Linked DNA regions of Homo sapiens: region 2 is linked to region 1. A link is a contact called in ENCODE Hi-C data. All regions are on one chromosome and are shown on one strand. The core of a region is the stretch at or near the end of the contact, and the rest is flanking DNA. Distances in the headings are between cores, read along the strand shown.

The links. A loop is a pair of places that touch in the nucleus more often than their neighbours do. Pooled maps may share reads with other maps.
Region 2: a map with no recorded cell type shows a loop between it and region 1 (15-fold over the local background). The contact joins the promoter of FUNDC2 here to the promoter of ARHGAP4 in region 1. A Hi-C loop is called at or near these places in 2 of 37 single-sample maps with no recorded cell type and 6 of 50 pooled maps.

The regions. Positions count from the first base shown.
Region 1 is chrX:153,922,017-153,928,166 of GRCh38, forward strand. ARHGAP4 (Rho GTPase activating protein 4) reads right to left here and starts at 4,248. Exons shown (of 22, transcript NM_001666.5): 1 at 4,120-4,248. The coding sequence starts at 4,186. RefSeq lists enhancers at 1,408-1,908, 2,415-2,544 and silencers at 4,003-4,592, 6,003-6,150.
Region 2 is chrX:155,024,577-155,030,934 of GRCh38, forward strand. FUNDC2 (FUN14 domain containing 2) reads left to right here and starts at 2,268. Exons shown (of 5, transcript NM_023934.4): 1 at 2,268-2,495. The coding sequence starts at 2,363. RefSeq lists silencers at 2,089-2,178, 2,449-2,768 and an enhancer at 2,946-3,849.

The DNA of each region.
Region 1 (6,150 bases), core at 2,998-5,497:
CCGACCTCTGCGCTGAGGCCAACAGATGGCCAGAGCCACCCGGTTGAGGGGGAAGGGGAAGGGTGTCCCAGAGAGAGGGGAGAGCCGCCCCAGCGCCAGCCAGGCACCTTTCAGTTTGGCTTCCTGTCTCTCCCTCGTTCCTGGAAAGCCTCTGAATGGTTTCCCCTGCGACTTCCTTTCCCGCCGGTACCCAGGCTCCGGGAGGTGGCAGCCTCCCTTGCAAACACACGGATACACAACACACAGATCACAGTGCTGCTCAGGGCAAGCCTGCAGCGATCTCGCAGTCTCAGTGGCTGGGGAAGCCTGCCCTCAGGCCCCAGGGGAAAGGACAGTCCACAGTGAGGGCTGGGAGCCAGGGAGAGCTGATCCGGCCTTGTAAGTGAAAGAATGGGGCAGGGAGCTAGCCCCCGTCTTCTGACCCCACTTCCCACTCCCAATCACCCCCCGCCCCACCTGTGCATTCCCCCACCCTGCAGAGAGAGTCACACCCAGGGCCCCATACTGCCGGCCTTTTGACACCCTATCACTGGCTTGATTTGGCAACGCTGCTTCCCCCACACAGGCCTGAAGCAAAGAAGTGCCTGTCCAGCAAGTTTAAGCAACCTGCGGAAGACACTTTTGCCATCTCCTGAGTGCCCGTCCCGAGTAAATAAGATGCTAGCTCAGCTTCTGGCCAGCAGGCTGCCCACCTACTCATCTCCATCCACATCCCCAGGGAGGGACATGAATTGATGTCTTCATTCAGCAGAATGTTGATTATGCACCCATTCTGTGGCAGGCACGTTTTAAATACAAAGGCAAAGAGGTTTGACCAAGTGTCTGCCCTCTTGGAGCTGGGATTGGAATGGGGCACGAACACATATCAGAATGCCCAGGAGTGATGGGTGCGGAGAAGATGAACCCACAAAGCAAGATCAGAGCCAGGGGTGGGTGGGGACAGGGAGGACCTCTTTTTAAAGGAGGGTGGTCAAGAACAAGCCGCATCGTTGGAGCAGAAGGCTGGAGCTGGCTGTACGTGGGCAGTAGGGGGAGTCCGAGAGACCGGTAGGGACAGATGGCACAGAGCCCGGGGTCTGGGCAGAGCTCCCAGCTGGACTCCGAGTGAGAGAGGAGCCACAGTAGTGGGGTGATGTGGTCCAGCTTCGTTTTCAGGGCCCCCTCACACTGCCAGGTGGAGCCCAGGTGGCAGCTACTGTGCTAGTCCAGGCAAAAGACGGCAGGATTCAGACCAGCAGCAGCGAGGGAGGACTCCGCTGAGAAGAGCTCAATCCCATTGGATTTCTGTCCCGCCAGTGACTTCCCAGGGGCTGTTGCATGGGGACCCTGTGGGTTCCGCCTGCCCAGCATCCCTACCTCCTCCCCTGATCTCCTATTGGAGAATGTCCCCTTCCTAGTCTCAGCCCCCTTGACTCCAGGTGCCCCAGCCCTGGCTGCATGCGTCACCCATCCCTCTGTCCCTCCACTCCCTGCCCCCACCAGACTAGCCAGGTGAGGGACCCAGGAGCCTGACCCTTCCAATTGAATTACTGAACAGGAGAGCTCTTCCCACCGGCAGATCAAGCTGGGTAAGTGGAAGCCTGGGGCACGGGACCTCCCGACAGAGCAGGGCAGAGCCCACGATGCCAAGTGAGACAGATGGAGAGTGTCTTCATCCTATCCGAGGCTGGCCTCCTGTGGTTAACTCGTCAGCTCCAAGGCCAGGTGGGGTGGGCGCTAATGCCATTTGAAATCAGGAGAGTCCTCACTGAATCAGTTTAACGTTTTGTTTTGATTTTTTGTTTTGAGACGGAGGATGTTGCCCAGGCTGGAGTACAGTGGTGCGATCTCGGCTCACTGCAACCTCCGCCTCCCGGGTTCAAGCGATTCTCCCGCCTCAGCCTCCCGAGTAGCTGGGACTACAGGGGCGCACCACCACACCCAGCTAATTTTTGTATTTTTAGTAGAGACAGGGTTTCATCATGTTGGCCAGACTGGGTCTTGAACTCCTGACCTCAGGTGATCCGCCCGCCTCGGCCTCCCAAAGTGCTGGGATTACAGACGTGAGCCACCACGCCTGGCCCAGTTTAACATTTTTTGATAAAAGTAAATTTCATTTCATTCCAAGAAAGGTGTTAGACAACTGCTCGCCTCACTGGCCCTCTGGAGCCTGCCCTGCCCTGCTTCCCCCAGAGGAATACAATCCCTGGGGACTTATGACAACTGAACAGTGCAGAAGGAACCAGCAGAGGGAACCGCTGCCTTTCTTCATCACTGCCGGCAGCAAAAGCTGACTGGAAGCCATGTCCTAGTCCAGATCCGGGCATGCACACCGGCTGGTGTTGAGCAGGCAACTTGTGAATTGCAAGTCGATTGCATTGGTGGCTTTCCTGGCAGAGCTTTCGGATCTCAGTTCAGACAAACTCGTCAGCACACCCTGTCCTGACCTCCCCCTAAACTAGGGCTGGCCCTCTTCCGACCCCTTCTTGGCACCGTGCACTTTCCTTCCCTTTGTAGTGCTTATTATCATAATGCAAAGTCTATGTCTCCCCCACTAGACCCGTGAGCCATGTGAGGGCGGGGTGGCCACTGACGCCATTTGAAATCAGGGGAGTCCTCATTGAATCATTGCTTTTACTCTGGGTAAAAAGCCAGGGCTGGAGGGGCTGGAGTCGGGGTTCTCTCTGGTACAGCAGTATACTCCCAGGGCCTGGGACAGCACAGATGTATAGGAAACATCTGGCAAAAGGAGAGCTGGAATCCATGTCTGCCTGAATTACAGAGCTGGGCCCCGGGCCCCACCAGCACTTCCTGTGAGCAAGGCATTTGGTCTCACTTCTGCTGACAAGCAAAACAGAAGAAAAGATGGTCTCCAAAACCACCGCTATGCTGACCTTTGAGAATTTAGGGTGTCAAGACAGTGACCCCACTTTGTAGAATGGTAGGAAGCTTTTCCAGGGTGTGGGATGCAGACCCAGAGCAAGTGAGGAACCCTTAGACAGTCGTGCTCGAAACCCCAACTTTTCAGTGTGAAATCACTGACCCATATTTGCTGACTGAAGTTTTCCAAGTCTTTCAGCTTCATGGCATTTTGGGGAAGCAGGATGGAGATCATTACCTCCATCTGAGCAAGATGATGGCGAGGCTTGGAAAGCTGGCTCACCCTGTGTAGTCACCTCAAGCTGGCTCTGGACACAGGCTGCCTTTTCCAAAGGAGGACTGGAGCATACTTTGGTATAAATTGCTTGCACTGAATAATGATGTTAGAACCTACATCTCTGGGTTCAAAGGCACTTCAAGGGTCATTGCATTCTACGTCCTAGAAGTTGCAGTGCTGTATGACCACGGGCAAGTCACTGCACCTCTCTGAGCTTGTTTCCGTAATTGGTAAAATGGAGTGATTGAGAGTGATATGGACGAGCTGCTGGCACTGAGCTGCTGCCTCTTTCCTTTGCAAGAGTTACCATGCCCTGAATAAGATGGGCACAAGCTATTGGCTAAGAATTTGCAAAGCTGATTTGCATGTGATTTGCACATGGGTGTTTATCAGAACCCAGAGGTTCAATTTCAGAAGGCTGAGAAGCCAGCCCTGTTAAATCTCTCAACCAAGACTCACTGCGCCAGCTTGACCCAGAGACAGTGGCCCTCGCCTCTGCTCCCCCTCAGTGCTAAAGGGAGGCAAAAGGTGCTGAAGCTCCAGGGACTGCAGTGGGGTTACGGCCAGGTGATCTCCACCAATCCACTCACCCGGACTCCCTTACTCACCCCCCAGCCCAATCAAGCTGGTTGACTTCACTGTAGCTAAAATACTGCCTTCTGAGGGGCACGTTGGTGCATCTGGCTCTCTTTTACCAGCGGCCACCAGTGTCTCCACTGAACCTTGGGTGAGAAGCGGTAGACCCAAGGAGGACAGAGACCAAAGGAAGGAAGACAGGAAAGAAGGAAGGGAAAATGGCAGGCGGTTGAGGCCAAATGGGCGTCGGGAGGCAGGCAAGGGGCTCAGGCTCCCTCCTCCACCCCCGCTCCAGAGGTCGCTGGGGAGAGCATCGGGCCCTGGGCCAGCGCGGGGACGCTTGGAGCTCCCTCACGACCTTGGGTTCTCCGCAGGAAACGGGCCGGGAGCGCCCGGCGCCCTCTCACCTTTGACTTGCGTCTCATACTCAGCCTGCAGCCCCCGCTCCCGCCGCAGCTTCCCGTGAGCGGCCATGGCGGCCTCGCGGCCGCGCCGTCGAACCCCACTGCTCCCACGCGGCCGTGAGCGGGCCCGGCGCCGGGACTTGGGGGCGCTGCGGCCAGCACCCTGCGCGGGCTCCGCCCAGCCCCGCCCCCAGCGCGGCTCCCGGTGGGGCGGGGCGGCCCAGGGCTGGCACTGCCCGCGAGGGGCTCCTGGGGGGGCAGGGCGCCCCTTCCAGCCCCACTGTGCCCCGGCCTTGCCGTCCCCTCCCATTGGGCCTGCACCTAGGCTGCCTTGTGCCCAAAGCCCCGCTGCCAAGCAGCCGGAGCAGGTGTGAGAGCCCCAACGTAAGCTGGCATCCCAGGCTGCCATCCCACCACCTCCAGAAGGCTGTCCCTGGTCACCACTGCCAGACTGTACCATTCACAGCGGGGCCGCTGGCCCACTGTACCAGTGGCCATGAACACCATTGCTGCCCCAGGCTCTGGACTCCCCCTGGGTTGCCTCCTTCCCCCAGACATCCGATGGGGTCCTCCCTTCCCAAGTCAGCCCCCAGAGAGGCCCAGGGAGCCCCAGGGAGCCTTGAGAGCTGGGGTGGGAAGTTCAGAGGGGAGGGGGAAGGAAGGTCAGCACCAGAGAGCAGAACCTCAGCAGCTGGCTGCCGTTCCCTCCAGGCCCCCTTGGTAGGGGAGGAGAGTTCAGCTCCGGTTCCCCTTCTGCTCAGCCCCACAATTTCCCCATAGGCGGTTACCACTTCCTGCTGCCGGAAGAGACTGCTCTGCCTCCCTTCCCCTGCAGCTGCACCTGCCCGTCATAGGCCTGAGGGGGGCAGCCCCCTCGGAGTGAGGTCTTAGCTACCCTGGGGGCAAGTCTTGGGGCCCCCCTCATCCAGGGGTGGTGGGGCTTTCCTCCACCCTCTACCACAGGGCAGCAGCTTTTCTCCGGGAAATCGGGAAGGCGGGAGGCGGGAGGCGGTTGACAAGCCAAGCAGACAACTGGCTTCAATTTGGTGGGAGGGAAATCCCTGGGGTATAGATGTGGGGAGAGAGGCAAGGCACTTGGGCACCAGGCGTGTGTTCCGAAGGCGGGCGTGGGGGCACTAGTGCAGGGGTACTAGGCGTGTGTGTGCACGGATGTCAGAGTCAGGCTCTGTGCAAATGCGGGCACACATGACCTTGACCTGCAGATCTGGGGAGGGGAGGCTGTGCGGGTACTTCCTGCCTTTCAACTGTGAGCAATTAATTCTCTTGCCCAGAAGGAAAAAAACACTCCCTCAGCTCCCCGCCCCCTTCTCCCAGTACCAAGGCCCTTCTCGAACACGTCGTCGTGTGTGTCTGCAGGACCTGGGGCTTCAAGGCCTGGGAGCTAGCCAGACCCAGGACCTGGACTTCCAGCAGCTGGTCTCGGAAGTACCGATGTTCGAGTCCTCCAGCGAGACTAGAGAGCCTGCGCCCCTGCCCACAGCGCGTACAGCCGCACCCACACTCCAACCTGCTCCTGGTCGGGAGACTCACACGTCCCACCGCTGCCTCAGGCCAAGGGGAACCAGGGAGCCCCGCCTCTCACTAGCTGGCCCCAACACATCTTGCCCCTCCATCCGAGCCCTGACTGGTCCCCAAAGGTCCCTCCACCCAGCAGAGCCAGCCACAGGGCTCAGGCAGGCAGGAAAGGCCTCAGCCGGTGCCTTCAAACGCTCTCTTCACTCCTTTTTTCACTCCAGAGCTATTCCTAGGATGCCCCATTCAGCCCGTACTTTAGGGCCTGAGTGTTGGGCCCTGGCTTTTAGGGCACTTGTTTGGCATTTAAGGCCCTGAACGCAACTGCCCCCTGCTGCTCCGTCTATCCTTCGCTCCATTGTTCCCCTTCAAAGCATCCAAAAGCCAGGCAGCCCGCAGAAGGCGCGGACCTGCCCGCATGGGGACGGAGGCTCAGCGGCCGACAGGCATCGGGCCCGCCGGGGACGGACGGCAGAGGGCGGGCCGGGTCCCATGGGCCTG
Region 2 (6,358 bases), core at 1,018-3,517, 1.1 Mb after region 1:
GGACCAGGTTGCAATTTTAAAGGAGGTTAGTCATGGAAAGTTTCACTAAGGTTGCATTTCAGCAAAGGGACATTGACTTCTACACTGAGGGCAATGGGGAGACACGGCCGGGTTGTGAGTAGAGGAGGGTGGTGATCAGAATTATCTTTTAGGCTGATCTTTCTGATCACTGTAGATAAAACAAACTCTAGCAGGATAAGGGTAGAAGGAGGGTGGCCTGTTAACCGGGGGTGAGAAATGGTGGCGGCTTGGGCTATGATGGTACCACTGGAGAGGGTGAAAAATGGCTGGATTCATTGTGAGGGTAACGTTTGTGGGAACTGCTGATGAATTTTGGATCTGTGGGCTTTGAGAAGGAAAAATTTGGAACACCAAGTTTTTTGGAATAAAGTTGACTAACTGGGATGGGGATGACTGCATGAGTAGCTTAGGGGCGGGGCACACTGTTAAAGGGCTCCTCAGGCACTGCAGGCATAGAAGCTCCTTTCTTTCCCAGTGCTTCTCTTATAGCGATTACAATGTTTTAAAAATGTGTCTTCCAGACAAATACAGTACAATCCAACATGTTTGAGGTTCTACAGTTAACAGATTGTATAATTAATAATCTGGGTGGGAATGTTAATCAGGAATGAAATACAATTTAAAAATTAACAAAGTAATGAGTCAGAGGCTATATTGATAGAAGCACTTTTTAAGGAATAGCATTCCCTGGCCCAAGGGCTTAGTTGATTGAAAATTTTATCTATTATTGCTAAATTTTAAATCAAAATATGGCCGGGCACGGTGGCTCACACCTGTAATCCCAGCACTTTGGGAGGCTGAGGCGGGCAGATCACGAGGTCAGGAGATCTAGACCATCCTAGCTAACAAGATGAAACTCCTCCTCTACTAAAAATACAAAAAATTAGCCGGGCATGGTGGCACGTGCCTGTAGTCCCAGCTACTTGGGAGGCTGAGGCAGGAGAATCGCTTGAACCCGGGAGGTGGAGCTTGCAGTGAGCCGAGATCGCGCCACTGCACTCCAGCCTGGGCAACAAGAGCGAGACTCTGTCTCAAAAATAAAATAAATAAATAAATAAATAAATAATCAAAATAGACCCCATTACCAAATTTTCATGTTTTCAAGGATTCTCTAAAACCTACAATATTATCAATTACATATTCACAAATAATTACTGAATACAATATGGTATGTGGTAAAGTACAAAGGAGTACTGTGGCCATTTGTGATAAATAGAAATCAAATTGGAAATCTTCATAGATAACGTATTTTTTCTTTTTTTTTTGGAGACGCAGTCTCACTCTGTCGCCCAGGCTGGAGTGCAGTGTCGCGATCTCGGCTCACTGCAAGCTCCGCCTCCCGGGTTCACGCCATTCTCCTGCCTCAGCCTCCCGAGTAGCTGGGACTACAGGCGGCCGCCACCATGCCCGGCTAATTTTTTGTATTTTTAGTAGAGACGGGGTTTCACCATGTTAGCCAGGATGGCCTCGATCTCCTGACCGCGTGATCCGCCCGCCTCGGCCTCCGAAACTGCTGAAATTACAGGCGTGAGCCACCGCGCCCGGCCAGATAAGGTATATTTTTATTCCTTTTATTTTTACTCAACTCCTATGGTGCCACAAAATCCTATATTAAGCAGTATAATTGAAAAGAAAAAGAAAACAATAGCACAATGATTATAAAGAAAATAGCCTGAGTTAACTTCATTTGTGTCACTCCTAAAGCAGTGGATCAGATGTCAATGTTTATTATCATTCACTAATTACATTTATGAATAATTTTTAAAAGTAAAGGAAAAGACTGGCTGTTTTAACTAACATAATAGAAACTGTTGCTGGATTTTCTGTTGAAGGTATATTTTGAAGTGAGTTTTATTAAGTATAACTCGCATGTAAAATTCAAAAGAAAAATTAAATACATAAATAAAATGTGTCTTCCTCCACTAAAAGAGTAGGACACATCGCAGAAGCCGATAAATATTTGTTCAATGTTTACATGAACAAACACGGTCACTCAGCCGTCTTTATTTTCAGTGAGTCATAGGTAAAATATTCTTCACCAGGCGAGGATTGAGTCGCAGTCGCGTCAGGAACTCGCCTCCAGGTACTGAGCGAGCGAGCCCCGACGGCCGCGGTGGGTGGAGGGGGGAAAGTGGGGGAGAGTGGGGCGGGAGTAGAGGGAGAGCGAGGGAGGGAGCCTCACCCCCGGGACGCTTTCTGCGCACGCGCATCTCGGTGCATCTGTTGGGCGGGACCGCGGGGCCTGTGACACCGCACGCTGAGCTCTGTGATGTAGCCGCTTGCGGAGACTGCAAGCAGCCGCGGCGCGCCCGGCCCTCCCTCTTCCGCTGCCGCCGTGGGAATGGAAACATCTGCCCCACGTGCCGGAAGCCAAGTGGTGGCGACAACTGCGCGCCACTCCGCGGCCTACCGCGCAGATCCTCTACGTGTGTCCTCGCGAGACAAGCTCACCGAAATGGCCGCGTCCAGTCAAGGTAAGGGCGGGCGCGCGCGCGGCCGGCGCCGCGGGGAGCCGCCTTCCTGGGCTCCGGAAGGGGAAGGGCTCCGCGCCCGCCAGTCGCGACCGAGCTCCCCGGGGAGTCCAAGCGGCGCGGGGACGGGGAGGGCGCTCGGGGATCGCCCCTGGCTCAGCCGCTCCCAGGGTCCGGCCAAGGTCACGCGCGTGTCTGGGGCCTAACCACCCTGGGGTGTCGTCTCCAGTGGAGCTCACCCAGCCTTCCGGCGCCGCCCCCGGCGCAGAAGCCCGAAGACATTCTGTCCCCGTTCTCGGAAGCGGTCTGGCTTCTTTGTCCCTTTGGACGTTCATCTCAAATGCCTCGTGGCGTCATTCTGTGTACAAGGCACCTCCCCAACTGCTTTATTGTTGGTTTTGAAAAACTAGCACATATGGGATGGTACTTAGGAATAGCCTTCTGTTTAGTCGGCATAGTCAAAGATTCCGTGTAATTCGCAGTGGAGCACGTCTTTAAGTTATGCGTCTTACCCTATTTTGAATGTTTAGGTTGTATTTAATTTAGTACTGACTCACGGGATCCCATTGCTAAACAGAGCCATCATTGAAAACTCAATCATATAAACGTAAAATTACGTAAATTATGTTAAAAACAAAGGCAGTGAAAATACTAAAAACTCATCACTTTTATTATTTACCATGTTTTATTGTTACTTTACTTTTGAGGTTATTTATACATCTATTGTATCTTTGTGGAGGAGATACTATACTATGGTGCTCTACTGTGCGTCTCTTCCCATCTCTGGGTTCAGTAGTTTCACAATTCAGTAATGTCATGCTCACGATGAATGAATACGCAATGGAAATTGGCTACACTACAAATCAGCCCTTGCCTAAAGCCGACTGTTAAGCATTTCACCAGCACGCCGCTAAATTTTAGATGACTCTGGGAAGGTGGAATGTGCAATGTGATAATTATGTATTTTCCTGCAGAGCAGACTGCTCTTATAGACTTTTATAAGAGCAGACTGCTCTTATAGACTTTTATAAGAGCAGACTGCTCTTATAGGTTGATCAGGTATTTGCACCTAGGAAATTGTTGTGAGAAATTTTGAGGTTAAGATGAGTTTCAATTGTTATCACAGTGATGATCACATAATAACTGTGATCATTGATTTTGTGGGCTCATAAACGAAGCTATTGGCTGACTTTTGTCTGTCATAGTGCTTAGCAGTGTTTGACCAATGACTGACCAAATATCTCGCATTTAATCTACCTTCCCCCCTACTCCCTTTTTTAGGGACTAGATCTGTCATTCAGGCTACAGCACAGTGGCACAATCATAGCTCACTGCAGCCCCAGTGGAGCCACCTGTTGATCTAAGGGGCTTGGTCAAATTACGTTAAAACTGTAATGTTTTGTTGTTACATTAGAAAAATAAATTATTTAACTACTTGAGAGGCCATGGAGTACCCAGGTACTCAGACATCCATATTTTGTTCTGCTAAATGGGCGTCTGTGATGTATCCTGAATGAATTCTTGAATTATATTTTGTGTATGGTTTAAGGTAGAGGTTGAGAGTAGTTTTTTTTGAAACACAAATATATAGTAGTTCTAACATCATTTGTTGTTTCCTTCATTGAGTTACCTTGGTGCTAAGTTATTAAAAATCAAATGACTATATGTGTGGATCTATTTCTGGATTCTGGATTCTCTTCCATTGCTATATTTGGGTATCCTTGGGTCAGTTTGACAGTGTTGAATGTCATTGCTTTATAAGCCTTGAAATTAAGATAGTTGTATATTATACTGTAGCTTTATAATGAGCCTTGAAATTCCTTGAACCCTCCTCTTTCCCTTGCCCGCCTCCGCCCCCAGGATTATTGTGGCAGTTTGTATTTTCCTGATTGCAGCAATATTTTCCATTCCTTATGGTCTTTTTCCTAGTGACTTTGACACTCCTCCCACCCAGGGGTGGGATCTATATTCCCTCTTCATGAATCTGGATGGGAGTTTGTGACTGACTGCCTGTTCCTACAGAATGCAGTGGAAGTTAACACTGCATTTGCTCTCTCCCTTTCTTGGGACTTTCACCTCCTGAACTCAGCTCCTATGCTGTAAGGAAGCCTAGACTGACTCACATAGAGTAGCAGCCTATCTATCTGTGTGAGTGTAGAGTCTTCAGACCCAGCCTGTAAGTCTTCTGGCTAAAGCCTCAGACATGAAACAAAGACAAACCACAGTGCTGTGGCTGAATTCCTGATCCACAAAATCTGAGAGCATAATATATGATTGTTTTGCTTCATGAAGTTTTGGAGTAATTTGTAGTACAGCCGAAGTAACTGGAACACTGCTGGGTTTTTTTGTATCTTCATATGAATTTTAGAACCAGTTTGTCAATTACATAAAAACCTACTTTTTTGCCGGGCGTGGTGGCTCACTCCTGTAATCCCAGCACTTTGGGAGGCTGAGGCAGGCGGATCACCTGAGGTCGGGAGTTTGAGATCAGCCTGACCAACATGGAGAAACCCTGTCTCTACTAAAAATACAAAAAATTAGCCAGGCGTGGTGGTGCATGCCTGTAATCCCAGCTACTTGGGAGGCTGAGGCAGGAGAATCACTTGAACCTGGGAGGAGGAGGTTGTGGTGAGCCGAGATTGTCATTGCACTCCAGCCTGGGCAAAAAGAGCAAAACTCTATCTCAAAAAAAAAAAAAAAAAGAAAAAAGAAAAAACCTACTTTTTAATTGAGATTGTATTGAATATATAGATCAATATATGGAGAGAATGAACATCTTAAAAATATTGAGTCTTGCAAAACATAAACAGTATATCACTGTTATTTTAGGTCATCTTCAATTTCTTGGCAGTGTTTTGTAGTTTGCAGTGTTTTCTAGTTTACAGTGAACAGGTCTTGTGCATCTTTCATTGAATTTACTACAACATAATTTTTGCAATTAAAATTATTTTGTTTTCCAATTCATCATTTCTAATACACAAAAATTCAAATGACTTTTTAATATTGGTCTTATAATGTGTGACCTTGCTTCTGGTACCTTTTTGTAGATTTTTCTGGGTTTTCTATATACACCGTTATATTATCTGCCAATGAAGACAGAATTATTGTTGTACCTCCTTTCTAATCTCTTTGACTTTTATTTCTTTTCTTTTGTTGCACTGGCTAGGAACTCCAGTACAGTGCTGGGCGAGGTGGCTCACACTTGTAATCCCAGCACTTTGGGAGGCTAAGGAGGGAGGATCACTTGGGGCCAGGAGTTCCAGACCAGCCTAGGCAACAAAGTGAGACCTCCTGTCTACAAAAAAAAAAAAAAAAAAAAAAAAATCAGTTGGTCATAGTGGTGCACAGCTGTAGTCCAGCTACTGGGGAGGCTGAGGTGGGAGGATTGCTTGAGCCCAGAAGTTTGAAGTTGCAGTAATCTGTGATAGTGCCACTGCACTCCAATGTGGGTGATAGAGTGAGACCCTGTCTCAAAACAAAACAAAAAACAGTTGAATAGATTTTAGGGAAAGAAAAGTGTTCCATATTTCACCATTAAGTATGATGTTAGTTGTATATTTTTCATAGATGTCCTATATCAGATTGAAGAAATCCCTTTCTATTCCTATTTTCTACTTTTTTTTTTTTTTTTTTTGAGATGGAGTTTCGCTCTTGTTGCCCAGGAAAATGGGCAGTGGTCTGATCTCGGCTCACTGCAACCTCCGCCTCCCAGGTTCAAGCAATTCTCCCATCTCAGCCTCCTGAGTAGCTGGGATTACAGGCGCCTGCCACTATGCCCGGCTAATTTTTGGTATTTTTAGTAGAGACGGGGTTTTACCATGTTGGCCAGGCTGGTCTCGAACTCCTGACCTCAGGTGATCCACCCG